Linked DNA regions of Mus musculus: region 1 is linked to region 2. The links are chromatin loops, found by intact Hi-C in ENCODE. Cell type or tissue: left cerebral cortex. All regions are shown on one strand. Links, peaks and the distances in the headings refer to the core of each region. The heading gives the core; the rest is flanking DNA. Region 1 overlaps Samd12 (sterile alpha motif domain containing 12). Region 2 has its middle 67 kb from the start of Colec10.

Region 1 (8,962 bases), core at 3,991-6,490, 580 kb after region 2:
TTCTTCTCCTGCTGAGAATGGCATTGCTCTGTTAGTGCTCATTTGAGATTTAGGAAACGGTACCCAGTGTTACTACTTCAGAGTTTTGTGCCCTGAGATCATCAGGAGGCTAAATGTCCTAATCCATGTGACCATCATGTACAGAATCACAGGTCAAGATCAAATAGTGACCAGCTTATGCATCTTCACTGAGAAATAGTGAGTCGAGGAAAGAGGAATTTTATTAGAGCAACTTAAAAGAAAATATAGCATATAATAATATCTGAGCCTTTGTGTCTATATCTGGAAGAAAAAAATGGACTTGATACTGTTTTGGGAACAGTGTAGTAGAAAACAGATTTTATAGAAAGGTGCCTGGAACACAGGCTACCTATGAATGTTCCTTATTCTCTCTGCCATTCCTCCCCTATAAAAAAGGTCTACTGTTTAGCACCTGTTTTACACTTTAACTTTTTACTTATTCATGCCAGCCACACTCTCTAATTAGCAACAAATTAGAGGGTTTTTATAATGTGTAACCCTCCTTTTAAGTAAACTTGAACTTGTAAAAACGTTAATTGCAAGTAGGGCACTTACTCATTTTGCTGAATGTGTGGCTTCCTATTTAAGGTGGAAAGTGGGGTCCTTTGTTTACTGTTTTATAACTACTGTGATGCATACATACATACATATATACATATTACATTGAATTTAAGAAAATCCTATTTGTTTATTAGCCATAACCGTGGCGTTTGCTTTGTTTTTCATTTATGGGTGCCTGAACTTTTACATAACTACCTTAGGTTTTCATGTGTTATGTTTAGGTCTTGTGTTTAGCCCAGTGTGTACCCTCTGTGAATGAATGAATGAATGAATGAATGAATGAAAGATGACAATTTGCAGGGTAGAATTATGAGTGCTTTTATTTCTGTACCTGCTCCCATACACATGTGCTTTTCAACCATGGGATAGAATATCCTCTTACAGTCTGCATTGTGCTGAGGTTGTATGGTCATGCCGAATATTTTTAAAGGAAGACTCTCTAGTCATCTGCTCTCCATGCATACAGCATGAAGGCAACCCTACTCACCGATGTGATTCTGACCTTCAGAGTTAGTTGTACTATTATAGGGAGAGGGGGAAATGTAGACCAGAAATACTGATCCACTAGCAGTAATGTTATAGTTGTCTCTGTATTCTATGAGCAGTGCCTGGAACTTAGGAGACAGCAGTTGTTTCATGAATAAGCGCATGTTTCACAGAGCTAGAGAAGGATTTATCTCCATGGGGGATTTTTTTTTTTTGTTAGTTCGTTTGTTTTATTTGTTTTGTTTTAAGAGGAGTGAGCAGCCTGCTCTTAGTGTTTCTACAGCAGGGCAAACAGAATAGCTCTTCTTAGATGGCAAGAAGATGAGTTCCAATTTTCAGCACTAGAAGCCCCCCCTCCTGTCAAGCAAAGTATTTCAAGTGGAAAGCTGTGTGCTCTAAGTGACGTTTGTGATCCGAGTTGTTGTTCTTAATTGATCATATTAGTCTGTCAAATGATATCTTACAATCCATTCAGTGTTCAGAGTCTGTAGTTTTTCTGGAATGAGCCTCTTGAAAGGCTAACTAACAGCTGGCAAAGGGGAAGAGAATAGGTACTTTGTCGAAGTCATGGGATACTGGGTTTGGAGACCTAATAAATGCTGACCCTACCCACCTTGGTTTAAGAACTAAGCCCCTAGAAAGGAATAACAATATGAAATAACAATACCACCTTTATCACAAGCGATCATCTTGGGTCACCTTTCAGACTCTGAGTCATTTAGTCAGTGAGCATGTTCATACTGCTCTTTGGGTGAACTCACCCTTGTAGAGGCTCCACCCCTCATACTTACAGCCTTAAAGCAGAAAGAAATGACATCCACAACTTCCTGCGGAAGCCTGTGCCCTGTGGCTCCCAGAGGCATGCACATAAGATTACTATCCTCTGTTTTTATCCCTGCAAGAAGATGAGGAGAGAGACCAGAAGCATTTTGATGAAACCCTCTGCTCTATGCAATGGACAAGAGGCTTCTCTGCCATTGTGCTATCCCACCAAGACTTTTATAACTCCCTTTTCATTCTGTCTTATGTCTAGCCCATGTGTGCTCTCTGAATGAATGGGTGAATGAGAGTTGGATGAGTCACTGGGTGTGATTATGAGTTATTTGAATCCTATACTGAACACCATGTTGAGGAATTCCCAACACTGTCTACCTGTAGAAGCAGTGAAACCATGGGTATCTCAATCCAAATGTTCCCACTCTCTCTTGTCTGTGTCTGTTTGTCAATTCTCGCTGACTCCATGCACACCTGCCAGAACCCTGATTCCCACAGATTGAGGGGGGACGACTGAGCCCAGTCCATGGCACTCTTCCACTACATATGCCATTAATGGTCTCCTCCTCCTCCTCCTCTTCCTCCTCTTCCCTTTTTGCTTAATTTCATTTTATTTTCTAGCCCATCAGATCTGATTTACCTGCCTCATCAGCTCCTCTTGATCACTTTGTTTGGAAATAAGAACTGTGGACTGGTTACTCATCACTGAAAGTTCCTAGGGAGTGACTACATGAATAAGAAAGGAGGCCTCAAAACTGGGATAGGAAACTAGCTGTGGCAGTGGTCCTTGCCACTCCCCATAGCTCTTGCAGTCTGCTTCAAACAGGGCTTGGTCTAATCCCATGGTTGCCTTACATAGATCAGGCTTTACTCATCTCTTTCATCTTACCCTGTCTTCCTCAATCGCTTTGCTGTTCTCATAGGCCAGAATGCACAAGGGCTAGAATAGAGATAGGGAAATTCTGGAAACCTTTACCGGTAGAACTGAGTGAAGCGCTGAGTCATGGCAGCTGCTGTGGTGACATGTCATCGAGAAGCCATTGGGAGTATGAAGCCTTAAACTCCGAAGATGCTATGTCTTTTATTCATTAGGAGAAAGAGGGTCTTTAGATAGGTTTCCTATTTCTGGCAATGGATATGAGATGCTGTCCTTGTGGAAAGAACTAAGGCAGATATGGTGGCTGACGTAATAAGGAAGAGGCCTGAGCCACTCTGTTCCCATCTCCTCCTCCCCTACCTACAATTTGGTGAAAGAGAGAAACCCAATAGACAGAGTGCTGTAAGTGCTAAATAAAACTACAAGCAACGATAACGTGGGAGGTCTGAAAACAAATGGGGCATTTAGGGACAGGCTAATGGAGGAGTAGCAGCATTGAGTGAGCCTTTCATTAGGATTTATGGGTGTGGTTGTGGGTAAAGGGCATGGAACATGTATGTATAATGTGTGCTTCCAAAAGGGGTTTCTCCCAAATGCTAGTAGTCCCATTGTTTCCTATGGACAAGAAAGTTCTAGAAAGCGCATCTGAGTCTACTTTAGCATATTCCTTTTGTTAAGGGCACTGTCGTTTGCTATGTAGAACTTCAGCACTCTCTAGTCCATTTGGACCTTGCATATATATGGCTCTTTGGAAGCCATAGGAGCAAGTGAGAGAAGTTCTGCTCCTGTATATCATGCTGGTTCCTGCCTGGTTCTGAAGTGGAATGGAACAGTACCACCCTCCCTGAACTGGCTCATAAGAGAAAAAAAGGTGGCTATATTTAGTCCGGTTTTGCTAAAGTGTGGGTGCAAGAGCTGCTTGTACCGTTCCCTCCCTGCATGCAGAGAAGGATGGCACAGCTGCCAGTGACAGGGGTGGCCCGCCTCACTGCCTCCCACAGCCAACTTCCCAGATCTCTGAGGCCTGGAGGAGTAGGTTGGCACGTTGGATTTCTTTACTCCCTGCTGCTTCTGGGTTGCCTCACTGCTGGGGAAGGTATTTGTGGCATTTTGTTAAGCACAACCAAGGTCTCAAGTGATGTGTCAGATCTCTGTGGACTGTTTGATGGAGGTGGTCTTCAACTGTCCTAGGACACCGTGGGTGCTCAGGCCCTCTCTTAGATCCTTCACAACCTTCATGTCTTGTGGTTTCTTCACTGTGGGGTATAGAGTAGTAACGGTGGCTTTAAATATGCAGGTTGTATAGCTAGACAAACTGAACAGCTATCCAGAGGTGCAGAGTGTGTTTCATTGTGTTTCTGGGCAATGCATGGAACATTATCTGAGGTTCTTTTGTCCATTAATCTGATGGGGATACCAAGAGGCATGCCTTCATAGACATACTACAAGTGCTGCCATACTATCAAGGGCAAGTTTAAGACACAGGCTGGTGGTTGCTCAGTGACTGTTCATTGAATGTTAAGCTCTATGCTTAGATCATGCTCTCAACCTACTTAGGAATGTAGCTAAACCATGTGACATAGTATCTGATAGGTATCCAAGTGGAATGGTATCAACAAACTGTAATTGATACATTGAGTATAAAACATCTTCAGTTGAAAACATATCCTAACATATTCATAATCAGATGATATGTATTTACAGGACAACAAAAGATATACATGTATTGGCTTAACTTTTCCTAAGGAGATATGAAAAGATATTTATTCACCCCAGGAAGGGCACCAAAGAAATGATTCTACCTTAAATGCATTTGGTGAATCTCAAGTTTACTTGGGGTTACTTACAGGAGCTTAGGTAAGGATTTATCTAAAGGAGCAGGAACAACTTAAGGGCAGCCATACCACAGAAGAAACGTCAGAGGGGTTGGGCCTAATGAGCGGCTTCTGAATCCCTCCTGAGCCCTGTTAGCCTTTCCTTTCTTGAACAAAGGAATGCTAGTGGGCCTAATCTTATGACAGCCATGCTGGTAATCTGAAGCTGCTCTGAACTCAATATGGGAGCAGGCGTACCTGGCTAAAGGAGAGCATCGCACAAGAAGCTATTGTTCCAGGAACATATTCAGTAGAGAGTCATCTCTCACCTGAATATTGCTCTCCCAAAGTTACTTTAGAAATATCAATTTCATAAACCTTCCTGTCTGTCCATCTCCCTCTTGCCTCCCTTCCAACACTCAGATATACGACATAGAGGCAAAATAAGAGTAATTTCAGCCTTTTCAAGACAGAAGAGATGTGAATGGACTCTATGGAAATGACATTGGTCAACTGGAGGAATGGGGCCAATGTCCCAATTAAAATTAGGCAGAGTTAGGTCTCCTTGCAGAAGAACATCAGCAACAATGTTGGCATATGTGCCCAAGAGAAATATGAAAATTTTCTAAGCCTCAAGCAACACCCTTGGTGATATAGAATATCTTAAAATATTCTGGAGGAAAAATGATAGCTTTTCCAACTAGGCTGTGAAGAGTCAAGTGTGAAATGAAAGATATTGTCCTGCTGGCATAAATCTTGATGGAGAAATTATATAAGAAATAAAAGTAGGTTCTTTTTGTCCTATGAATTCACATCATATTCATAATTATAGCAAAAGTGTGTTTTAAGCGGACATAAAATAAGCTTCTTACCTTCTCTGTCCAGATAAAGTATCATTCCAATTGTGTCGGTGTTATTTTCAATAACTTGGCCTCCATTCGAAATGTATTTATAGACTCCATTCTCAATATAGATATAGATGCATATTTCTTACTCATTTCTTGTTCTGTACTTTATGGTTTCATATTAATATTTTAAAGGTTTTTAAAACTTGGATTATTTGGGTGTGAATCATCTATGGTAAAATTTTATAGTTCTCACACTTTTGGAAAACACATATTCCTGTAACCAACATTGCAATGAAGAGCTAGAACAATTCTAACACCTTGCAAAGTTCATGCATGCCTTATACTCCTATAGTCCCTGACAATACTGATCTGGATTCCGTCTCTGTGATTTTCCTCTTCTAGAATGTCACATAATGCCACATACATCTTGTTGCTATTGAAGAGTAGTACCTGAGCAATATTCTGTGCTGTGGAAATACTGACACTTATTCAGAACACGTGGAGTGTTTCTAGTCAGTGATTGTTATTAGTGAACCACTGAAAACAACTGCTTCCAGTTTGTGTGACTTACTCATTTCTCTTGTGTGAACCAGAGTAGGAGTTTTAAGTCAAATAAACTGTGTTCTTGTAGCAAGTGTTGTAGGAGCTGGGAAGATGGCTCAGGTGGAAATGTGCTTCCTGCAGAAGTGTTCGTACATGAGTTCAGATCTCTACCACTCATGCAAAACCCATGTGTGGTGGCCTGTATCTGAAAGCTCACCAGTGAAGAGGGCTGAGACAGCAGGAAGTCTGGAGTTCACTGGCCAACCAGTCTAGCTGAAATGACAAGCTCTAGGTTCAGTGAAAGACCATGTTTGGAACAAAAGGAAGGAGGACAACAAAAGACCAACCCCTGACGTCAACTTCAGTCCTCCACATGCACACACATCAGATGAGCATGGTCACAAAATAGGCACACGGGTACACGAACACATACAAGCATTCCTCTCCCCAGCACATTAAAAAAATGTTTAGCCTTGTACAGAACTGCCAACCTGTTCTCTGAGGAAGCTTTGCTTCACACAGTGCTCTTTCACAGGGATTTGCGTTCTGTGTCCCAATCATCTTCAGGAGGCCTCACACAAAGAAGAGATTCAGGATATCATGGCTCTGCTGGTTGGGTAGGATTGGAGGACAGCTGTGTGGCTATGACAAGTACACACCCCACACTTCAGTGTGGATATTGCCTAAAAAATGTCTCCAACATTAGCATTTCAAGGAGAAAGGCTCAATGTTTTTTGAGTAGGTTCTGTGAGAAGTCATGGACATCTGGACACTAGTTTTGCCACCGTTGTGTTTGGGAGAGCAGTCAGAAGAGGACATGCCAAGGTGAGCTGGATTTGGGGGAAATTTTGGCAAGTATGTGGACAAGAAAGACATGATTTGACAAGCTTTAAGATCTGAGTGCAGGGATTGGAGAGACAAAGTGGTTAAGAACACCTGCTGCTCTTGGGGATAACTGGGGTTTGGTTCCCAGCACCCACAATGAACAGCCAACAGCTATCTGTAAGTCCAGCTTTATGGGACCTGATGCTCTCTTCGAGCCTTAGACATTGCTATCACATGAATAAAACCCTATACACCTGCGCGCGCGCACACACACACACACACACACACACACACACACACAGAGTTAGTAAACAATAAAGTAAAATATCAACATTTTGCAAAAATCAAGGTTAGTTAGAAAAGGAAGAAAACAGCTCACTGTTTCTGAAAGGATTGGTCTTTCCTGCTAAGATGAGTTAGTTCTGCCTGTGGGATAGTTGACATTAACCTTGTGGCCTAAGGGAAGGTTTGCTCTTTTTACAGTGGATAAATGTTGAGGAAGAAGCTTGTATTTTGCAAGGAGAATTGAGTCTCTTATCAACTGTTCATTTATGCAGTAAGAGCAGTATTTGGTTTGCCTGCAAAATCACGGTATTCTCAGCTAGGAAGTGGGTCTGGCAGTAGATTTGCATCTGAATTTAGCCACAGCCATGGGCCATTGCACTTTTTTTTTTTTTTTTTTAGTTAGGGTTACTATTGTGATAAAACACCTTAGTGAAAAGGCAATTTGGGGAAGAAAGGGTTTATTTCACTCAAATTTCCACATTCCAGTTTATCACCAAAGGCACTGAGGGCAGGAACTTAAGCAGAACAAGAACATGGAGTCAGGGGCTGAAGCAGAGGCCATGGAGAGTGCTGCTTACTGGCTTTATCCCCATTGCTTTCTCTTAGCACCAAGGCTACCATCTCAAGATTGACCCTATCCCCATCAGTCATTAATTCATACAATGCCCTACAGGCTTGCCTATAGCCTGGTCTTATGGAGCCGTTTTCTCTAGTGAGGTTCTTTCCTCTTTGATGATTCTACCTTGTGTCAAGTTGAATGAGTAGCCATCACAACTGAACCTTTGTCAACTTGACATGTAAACACATTGCTTTTCACTCAGAACCTTTCCTTCCTCATTTATCCCCAAGACAGCATGTTAATACTAACTTCACAATATAAAACATACAACTTTAAAAGTTTCACCAACCGTGTAAACAACGCAATATCCAATGTCTGTGATACATTCGAGATCTTCTGAGCTCTTCCCAAGGGCTTGGGTCACTTGCCTGGCTCCACCCTCTGCAGCACACACTGCCTAACTTCCAGGCTCCTGCTGGCTCTCTTTCACCACTGCGGCTATTCTTCGTGGTCATCTCATGGTATTGATGACTCCAAACTGCTTGGTTCTCTTGCTGCAACTGGGCTGCACTTTCACAAATAGTCTTTCCTGGACGCTTATATGTGATCCCCATACACACCCCATCTGAGCACTGAGGGAAATTGGATTCATAATAAAACACTTTTATAAATCTACACAACTTCTCAGCCAGTGTGGGCTTTGTGGGAATATTTGCCAGATTTAAAGGTCATTGCATTTTCCTAACATTGTGTTGTTTTTATTTTGGCATGTTCCAATTTGGTAATTTGAATTTTGTTTACTAGTTGTCTTTTAGAAACCTTAGTGATTTATGATGGACAGTATAAAAATAAGATATTAATTGTGCTCTTTCTTACAGACATTTCTTCTAAGTTGTTGGAGTAAGTCTCTAATTTTTGTGAGCCTAGATCGATCACTATGCATTTGTATCTGTTCATATAGAACACTGCGTCTTGGCTTTTATTGCCATGGTTTGCCCATCCTGGTATCCAAATTCATCCAGCCTGTAATTACTGATAATTGGTATTTTTCTTTGATAATGGATACTTACGTGCCTTCTATATGTTGTACCTCATTAATGGCACCCAGTGGTATAGACAGTTCTAGGGTCATTGAGACTTTCCCTCCTGGTTATTAATCAGTTCAATCAAGGATTCATGCTCTAGCCATGTGTAGTGGTCCATGCCTTTAATCCCAGAACTTGGGAGACAGAGGCATGTGGATCTCTGTGAATTTGAGGCCAGCTGGTTTACATAGTGAATTCCAGGACAACCAGAACTACATAGTGGGACCTTGTCTCAAACAAACAAACAAACAAACAACAAGATTCATGTTTTAAATATAAAAAGG
Region 2 (8,962 bases), core at 2,161-4,660:
TGCAAGCTGCAAGGGCTCTGAAGTTCTCCTTTCCCCCATATTCCATTTCACCACTGAAGCTTTGGGATTTCAGTTATCCTCTACTACATATAGCTCCACCCACGACTTCATATCCTGAGATCTGAAATAGACATTCACACTAGTGCGGCAAGCATTTTACCCCCAGAGCTGTCTCTTCAGGTCCACAATGATGTGACACTTTAAAAACTACATTAGCATGTATTGCACATCATACATTGCTTATTACTTTATATGTATTAAGACCTACAGCAATCTAGTGTGGTAAGTTGTTTATTCCTTCCATTTAAGGGGAAGGTACCTGAAACACAGAGTTGAATGATTTGTTTAAAATCACTGTCTATATCCTTAACCTAGATCTTTCAATACCATTATTGTCCTATGTTTGGTATGCTGTCCCTTCTAGAGCCCACAAAAGGGCTACCATCCCTAGGTCATTCTACACTGAGAACACTTAATTTTGCTCATGTAAAATATATGTGATTCATTGTACCTTATTTATTTATTTAGAGACAGGTTTTCACTGTATAGTGTTGACTGTCGTAGAATTTACTGGGGTAACCTCAAACTCACAGAGATATACCTGCCTCCACCTCCGCAGTGCTGCGATTAAATTGTGTGTCACCATACCTGGCCACATGATTTATTTTTGACTGAATTCTCTTCTGTAAGAAAAGTATTTCAATTGCTAGGCATAATGGGCCACTTAAACAACAATATTTTGTTCTAACTTATAGGAATAAATATTTTTCATATCAAAAAGTGTCGTGTGTGTGTGTGTGTGTGTATACCAAAGAAAAAGAAGCAATACATGTGAGAGAAATTAGGATGTAAAAATGGTATCTGGAGAAGGTTGGGGAAAAGAATGGAAGAGAGAAAGTAATGTAATAATTATATGTTAATTAAAACTAAAGAAGATTCACCTCAGTAATCTATAGGGGACTAATCTAACTTTAATAAAGGAATATCCATCTATGGGGTCCAATAATGAAATACTATATGAAGGAATAGGTACTCAAACCCCTTCAGTCTCTGTCTTATAAAAGCATGCTGTGAAGCTCTCTAACTTTTTCCTTCTTTACTGTGGCAACCTATGAGATTAAAGGTGACCTATTGGATCCTTATGAGGTGGAAAAGCATGCTTAGCCTATTCTCAACTGTAAATTGAGTAAAAAATGAACTTTGTTATTCTGTGATGCATAACCAGAAAGTCTATGCCAATAGTAACTAGAGTAGAATAGGTGCCTTTAACCTAGGATTTTAGAAATGGCTGGGTAGGACAAGAACATCAAAATTTTAGGTCATTACTGCTTGCCTCAGCAAGGTGATATATAAGTGCATGTCTAAGAAAGGAACTGGCCACTCCATGAGTGAATCAAGAGAAGCAACGCATGGGAATCAGGGTCTTGCCATGTAAGATGCTGAATCCTTGATGATGAGAAGCCCTAAGAAGTTGAATAAAGTCCTAATATAGCAAATTTCAGCAGAACATAGACTTATTAACTGTATTTCCAGAGATTCCACAAGAAAAAAAAGGCATTGGCTTAAGAGAGATTATGGTGACAGGTTGGGTGAGCCAGGGACTGATCCTGGAAACATAGACATAGGACTTGAGAACTCCTCTGTCAAAGAACTCTGCGCTTGCATATGGGGCTAAAAGTAAGCAGACCAGAAACCTACTTACTTCTGAATGGTTTACATTGCTAAGGAAACTACAATCCTTATCTTTAAAAAAATCATTTGATTTTTTTCAGACCTCAAAGTACTCTTAGGTCCCAAAACCTTTGAAGAAAAAAAGTCAAACTGCACAAGTTATCACAGCTCAAGGATAAAGCATGGTCTCCAATATCCACATTAGATGTGGCCAGGGAGAACAATGAACAAAGGAGATGTCCTTGCCACAAAATGATGGCTGGCAGAATGCCTCAGTCGAAGGCATTCTCTTTCCTCAGAGAGAAGCCCTGCTGATGGGGTCAGCAAGTAAAACTGCCTATGTGCACTTATCATAACTCCCAGAACAAGCTCCAGTTCTCAAATTGACAGTATGGCCAAGTTTCCAAATATAATGAGTCATCTTAACAGAAAAAATGTTGCTTTAAAGAACAGAAACAGACATTGTTTCATCCCTGAAATGTAAGCTTGAAATAAGTGTAAATACAAAATAAGATGACGACAGGCATTGTAACAATTTGAAATACATTATAGAGCTTGCATGCTTGCTGTGTGGAAAATTGCAATTGCTAGCGCCCCATTTGGGAAACTTCCAGTAACTGGTCAAATACTCAGGGAAACTAAAATCTCTGTGAGTTTGAAAGCGATATGGCATTATAAAATTGAATTCGGACCAGCAGTTACATCCTTATGGTCTTATTCATACAGTAAGCATAGTCTGGCTGGTTGGATCGAGGTTCAAACCAGTGTTCTCAAGGTGGAGCAGGTCAAAGGGAAATGTTGCCTTTTATTACCAGCTTTAGTTTAAGGCTGAGGACTCATTATTTTACACCAAAATAAATGCCCCGCACTGTGGAATAACAGATCACATCTTTTAGAAGAAATCTTGAGATGAGATGCAATGTAACTGCAAATGAATTCATGCTTACATCTGTCATATCTGACAAGTGTCTCTGGGCTGAATCACTTGGCAGGAGCAAGTTAACTGAGAACCGGAGGATGAGAGAGAACAGAAGGAAATAAGGAGTGTGGGAGGCATTCTACAATTTAACAAGAAGACTAATGATGCCTTGTGATAGTTATATATAAAGTTCCACTGGTCTTAGGACACTGGGTAGAAGAACTAGATGGTGTCAAGACTTTTAAGATAGAAAGTGCTGAGTAACTATGATGGTGGAGGCATAGCCTACATATACCTAAATACATTAGTTGTATTTTACATATTTCCCTTCTCCTACTCAGCTCTTCATTTAAATTTAAGTCAGCACAGTTCAAATACTAGTGCTTCCTATGAGGAGGATTAATGTATCGATCTCTGGATAGATAGATAGATAGATAGATAGATCTCTGGATAGATAGATAGATATGAAGAATATATCAACTCTATGGCTAACGAGATCCTCTATTATACCCTCACACTTGTCATTGTAATGTGTTGGAACATGGCCCAAGAATGGAGTTGTGTAGAATAATTCTTAGTACTTGTGAGAAAACTCCAAGAAAAGAAGAGTCTTGTGACCTAAGTTTTTTCAAAAACACAGAATTGTTCTTGAAGTGTGTTTTCAATCTCCTCCAGTCTGGCAGACTGGAGTAAGTTTACTTCAGATTATTCATTACACTTGGCTATTATTATTTGTTTATATGCCTCTATGGAAATAAATGCTTTTGCTACATGCAATTTGTCTGCTATGTGTGACTTGTCCTTATAACTGTACACTTTACTCATGTGACTCTTCTTAATAAATTGTCCAATGCTCTGAATAAAGTTGGCTGATGAATCAGGCTTTAGTCTGCCTTATTTATTGACTCCATTCTCCTAAGGTCCTACAGCCTTTAGAACAGTGGCAAGAGTAAAATAAGATCAAGAACAAGCATTTGGGGCAACTACAGGTGCTGAGTCCTGCATGGTCATGGAAGAGATAGTGTACCTCATCGCCTCCATGAATGTTGACAGTTGCTTGGCATGAAGCTTGTTTGTTTAAAAATATGTGTATTTTACTTCATGTTTCTCCCTCGGGAAATATTCCCCCTGCCAAAGATTTTAGGTAATATCCTCTTTGTCAAGTTTAATGTCTCCATGATAATCAGAGACAGACAGAGTCTGGGAAGTGAGGGTGTATTTATGTCTTCAGCAAAAATGGTAAACTCTGTGACCTTTAGGATAGCTCTTAAGGCTGTGGGAAAGAACTCTAAAAGCACAGGTTCAAAAATAATTTCTCAACTATGCAAAATACAAGGATGTAGTATGAATTATATGAAGGACTTCACAGACCTAAAAGAATATAAACAGCAACAGTGTGAGACAGTTTGTCAGAAAGATACAAAGGCAGGAAGATTCCTGAGTTCAAGGTCAGCCTGGGATAGAGTGGTCCAGGTGTGGTTGGAATGGTAATCTCAGGATAGGATCTCACACAGCCAAGTTTATTGTTTGTACTTACAAAGGTAGGGAGATATCTGAACTCATTTGCAATTTTAAAAAATATGCTTGCTGTCTTTTTCTAAGAATCAGGGGGTTGGGGTGAAGGTATGCTGATTCATGGGATAATCAAAAGGGAATCTGGAGTAAAAGACTCAGCTTTGGTCTGTGAGAACTGACTGTCTGCTTGAGCTGCCCGGAGTTCTCCAGAGAAAGCTGTCTTGAGCAGAACACAGGTCACCAGCTTGTACCCCATGATTGACTTTAAGTCTTTTTTTTTCTTGCTGCTTTCAAACACCCCTTCTCTCAGGACCTCTCTCCAAGATGAGGCTGGTCCTTAGCACACAGGTATTATGTTATTGTGTCTGATGTATTGGCTTTCTCTCTGAACTGATAAAGAGGAAGAATGAGAGTCTGAACTGTATCAACTTTCCTCTAATATGACAAAAAAGCAAAACAAAACAAAAAACAACAAAAATGACTAAGATAACCAAAAGATTAAAATACACTGGATTTAGAGCTGTCATAATCAAATCATGGTCCTGTCTCCTGTTTTCTTTCTTGCTTCCATTTGTGTGAGCTGGACTTCTGTCTCTTGTAATTGAAACTCCTAACTCAATAAGCCTTCATACATTTTGTATCACATCAGGTTTTTAATCATTCCTCCCAGTTTTCAACTCCAAGCCACATCAGGACTATCTGTATTAATCTTAGTTTTCCATTGCTTGCTGCTTTTTAAAATTCAAGGTCTTCAAATTTTCTAGCTTTTCTCGATTCTTATAGGAATATTCCGCATAGGCAAAGATTATCCTCAGTTGGCTTCAGAAACATGTTTGGAGTTTACTCTGTTTGGGCATTTTATTTGCCCATTTGATTTTGTTTCTGTCTGGCTTTATACCTTGTTTAGATACTCAAGATGCTGAATTTTATACAAGAAATGGACATATTGCCCTCTGGCATCTGGTTTGGGTTGGTCAATGTGCAGCACATATCAGAAACAGAACAGAGGATTCAGGACAACTCCTGAGCTTTTGGCTTCCCTCCCTGACTGGATGCACAATATCTTCTGATTTCCCAGGAAGTTCTTGCCAGGTAACTCTTGTGTGAATGTCTGTCAGGATCTGTAAGTTGTTTCAACCACTAGCTGCAGAGGCTGTGACTTCCCAATGTGTTCATTACCCAGTGAAAATTCTTCTCGGGACCTTCATAAACACATCACCTTCACGATTCTTCTGAACTCCCTTATGTATATGGGCCATGTTTCTCAAAGTTTGCACGATAGCATCTTGCACAAAATAGGACCCATAGGTAGCAGTGATTTTGCATTCTATTTCCAGCTCTACCACTTATGAAATAGTTGGATAGACACCAAGTTATTACTTGTTATATCCTGGACACTATTTTGACATTTGCTCTATGAAGATGAATGTGGCACCATAAGATATCATCCATAAAACTCAGAATAAACACTTGACAGACACAAATCTATAGCACATCACATTTGGACTTCACAGCCTCTAGAAATAAGAGAATTAGATATCTGTTGTCTATAAGCCACATAACTTTTTTCTGTTCCTTCTCAAGACAGAGTTTCTCTGTGTTGCCCTGGCTGCTCTCGAACTCACTGTACAGACCAAGCTGACCTTGAACTCAGAGGTACACCTGCCTCTGTCTCCCAAGTGCTGGGATTTAAGTCCTGTGCTATTATGCCTGGCTATAAGCCACATAACTTACGACATTTCCTTATAGCAACATATTTGAACTAAGAGGCAACAACACACCAAGTGAATAAGCATAAATCAGGAAGGTGAACCTTCTGTGAAAATTACTAATAGATATATAGGTTTGAAAATGTGTATCTAAAATTGCAAATGATGAGGGTGAACTTATAGAGAAGTTTATAAAGAATGCATATTCATTCATTCATTCATTCATTCATTCATTCATGTTGCCTGTGTCCTGGACAGCTCTCAGCCCGATCCTACCTGCACTTGGGGATTGGGAGTAAGTTGGTGCAGAGTCAAAGACACAGACTCTGGGAGCAGGTGAGAAATGCTGCAGCAAGCTCTTTGAACATTGATGAAAATTCCTTTAATACCCTCTACTCATGCTCACATTGGTCCCAAGAAAGTATCTATTCCAAACAGCAGTTCCTGATTGGCTGGCGTTACTTGTACCAGCAATCCTTGCTCTCTCAGGCAGTCCTCAATTAGGTCCTCCTGCAGGGATGCTGGTGTCACAGGCAGTCATCAATTAGGTCCTCCAGTAAGAGACGCGTCAGCAGCTGCACTGCCCTCAGTATTTACATAGAGGCAGCCCTGCCATTCCTGCTACACATTCCCTCATCAAAATGTAGGTTTTGCAGGACCAAGGGGGCTCTCTTCCCATTGATGGCCAACTAGGCCATCCTCTTCTACATATGCAGCTAGAGACACATGTCCCACCATGTGTTTTCTTTGATTGGTGGCTTAGTTCCAGGGAGCTCTGGGGGTACTGGTTAGTTCATGTTGTTGTTCCTCTTATAGGGCTGCAAACCCCTTGAGCTCTGTGGGTGCTTTCTCTAGCTCCTTCATTGGGAGACCCTGTGCTTTGCACAATAGATAACTGTGAGCATCCACTTCTGCATTTGCCAGGCACTAGCAGAGACTCACGGGAGACAGCTATATCAGGGTCCTGTCAGCAAAGCTTGGGGAGTCTTGTGGAAGAGTTAGGGAAAGAACTGAGCAAGCCCGAGGGGTCAAGGACACCACAAAAAGACCTACTGAGTCAACTAACCTGAACCTGTAGGGGCTCAAAGAGACTGAATCACCAACCAAAGAGCATGCAGGGGCTGGAGTAATGTTTGCAATAGTGTCTGGATTTGGTGGTTGTTTATGGGATGGATGCCCAGTCCCTGAAGGGTCTCTCCTTCAGTCTCAGCTCCTAACTTTGTCTCTGTAACTCCTTACGTGGGTATTTTGTTCTCCCTTCTAAGAAGGATCAAAGTATCTACACTCTGGTCTTCCTTCTTCTTGAGTTTCATGTGTTTTGCAAATTGTATCTTGGGTATTCTGTGTTTCTGGTCTAATATCCACTTATCAGTGAGTGCATATCATGTGTGTTCTTTTGTGATTGGGTTACCTCACTCAGGATGATATCCACCAGATCCATCCATTTGCCTAAGAGTTTCATAAATTCATTGTTTTTAATAGCTGCATAGTACTCCATATCAAGACTTTATGTTGATGGTAATGGGTAATGCAGCTTAATGGTAGAGCACTTGCCTAGGATGTGAAAATATTGACATTTGATTCCCCAGGCCACAAAAATCAATAAATAAGTGAATTATCACCATGAAAAAATGACAAGCTGATAAATAAACTTGATATCAATAAATGGATATGCATACAACAAAAAATGTAGGTTTTGTAGATGTTAAGAGTTCACAGTTTTATTTTGTGAGGTTAACAGAGAAAAAATGATTGTTGTCATGGATAAATTGAATGCTACTTGATATATTAAATAGAACTAACATAACCTGGTATAAACATCACAATTGTAAGAGAGGGAGACCAGCATCATTTTAGACTGATGAGGGTCATTTTTAATTCTAGAACACTAATTTTTCATTTCTGAATTGTTAAAAATGATTTTATTTATTTACCTTCTAGTCATTGGCCCCCTCAGTCCTGTCACCATTGTTCCTCATCCCATTCCTCCTCCCCTTTGCTTCTGAGAGGGCACTTTCCCCACCCTACCAACCTCCCCCTTCCCTGGAGCCTTCAGTCTCTTGAGGATTAAGCACACTAGAATACTATTTTTACAGTAAAGGACGTACATGTTTTTAGAATCCTGAACAACGGATCAGTCCTCAGCCTTTCTGCTAAGATCAAGTATAGAATCCCAAAAGAAAGGACCTCATGTCCTTACCACTGTGTACCCATAAGTCTATGTTTCTCTCCTGCACTATGCCCTTTAAGAGGGCCCTATGCTCTCCTTGTTTCTGTCACATGCTATTTCAATATCTCATTGCTGTAGCCCAGGGGACTCCAATACATCATCTTCCCTCTTCTGTCTGAGCAGTCGCCTCTCAAGTTCTTTTTGGAAACTTTATCATGTCTGACTTTAAGTGTTTTCAACCAAGTCCCCTCAGAACACTCTATCTCTATTAAAATCAATTCCTTTATATGAGGCTGTATTTTTACTTGCCTTTTGAGGGACAGGGAAAAGAATAATTTCAGAATTCTTGAAATATCTATTTATTCCTTTTGAGAAATGGATGAAATGTTCTGAAGTTTCAAGCCTACCCATGACTGATGGAAATGTCGTGAAGTAGCAATCTTTTTCTGCCCTGATATATCCATGAACAGATGTGCTCTACATGCAAATAACAGGCTTAGAAAGAGCTGGAAACAGGAGTAGGAAAGCCATAGTATAATTTCAAAACCTTGCAAATGCCAGTATTGTATGATGAGACAAAATAGTGCAATGGTTAACAAATACTGCAGTAGATCAATGGGGAAATTGAAATGTTAGCAAGATGACGTTAGATTGTAACAGGGTGATCTTAGGGTATAACAAAGGTGACTGTAGGGTATAACAAGGTGACCTTAGGGTATTACTTAGACTTTGTGACTCAGTTTTTCCTATATAAAATAGAAAATACTCCTATTCCTACAACATGTACCACAGAGAGTTATTTGAATATTAAATGAAAATTGTATGAAAAATGCTTAGAACTGTGTTCATGTGACAATGATTATCACAGTAGTTCCTCCCTATCTGCTGGTTCACTTCTAATCATTTCAAATGCTTGGGCTCAGTATGGTTCATAATTTTGCATTGGAAATAAGAAATGAAGGCTTAGATTTTTTTTTT

What was found. Hi-C counts contacts between places; a loop is a spot of excess contacts. Peaks named below come from ENCODE experiments on the same cell type or tissue, not always from the same donor. Only the 100,000 strongest peaks of a DNase experiment are listed, where the experiment ranks them.
Region 1: it touches region 2 in a loop (11-fold over the local background); 2 of 42 quality-filtered maps call a loop at or near these places.

Annotation. Positions count from the first base shown.
Region 1 is chr15:53,891,773-53,900,734 of GRCm38, reverse strand. All of the region lies in intron 1 of Samd12 (sterile alpha motif domain containing 12), which reads left to right. Among named protein-coding and RNA genes, the nearest start is that of Samd12, 6.2 kb to the left of the region's middle. In left cerebral cortex, for the core only: no CTCF peak of the experiment used is centred there; DNase peaks (open chromatin) are centred at 4,851, 5,220, 5,788 and 5,961; H3K27ac peaks cover 2,194 bases.
Region 2 is chr15:54,473,017-54,481,978 of GRCm38, reverse strand. No RefSeq gene overlaps it. Among named protein-coding and RNA genes, the nearest start is that of Colec10, 67 kb to the right of the region's middle. In left cerebral cortex, for the core only: no CTCF peak of the experiment used is centred there; DNase peaks (open chromatin) are centred at 2,641 and 3,138; H3K27ac peaks cover 1,785 bases.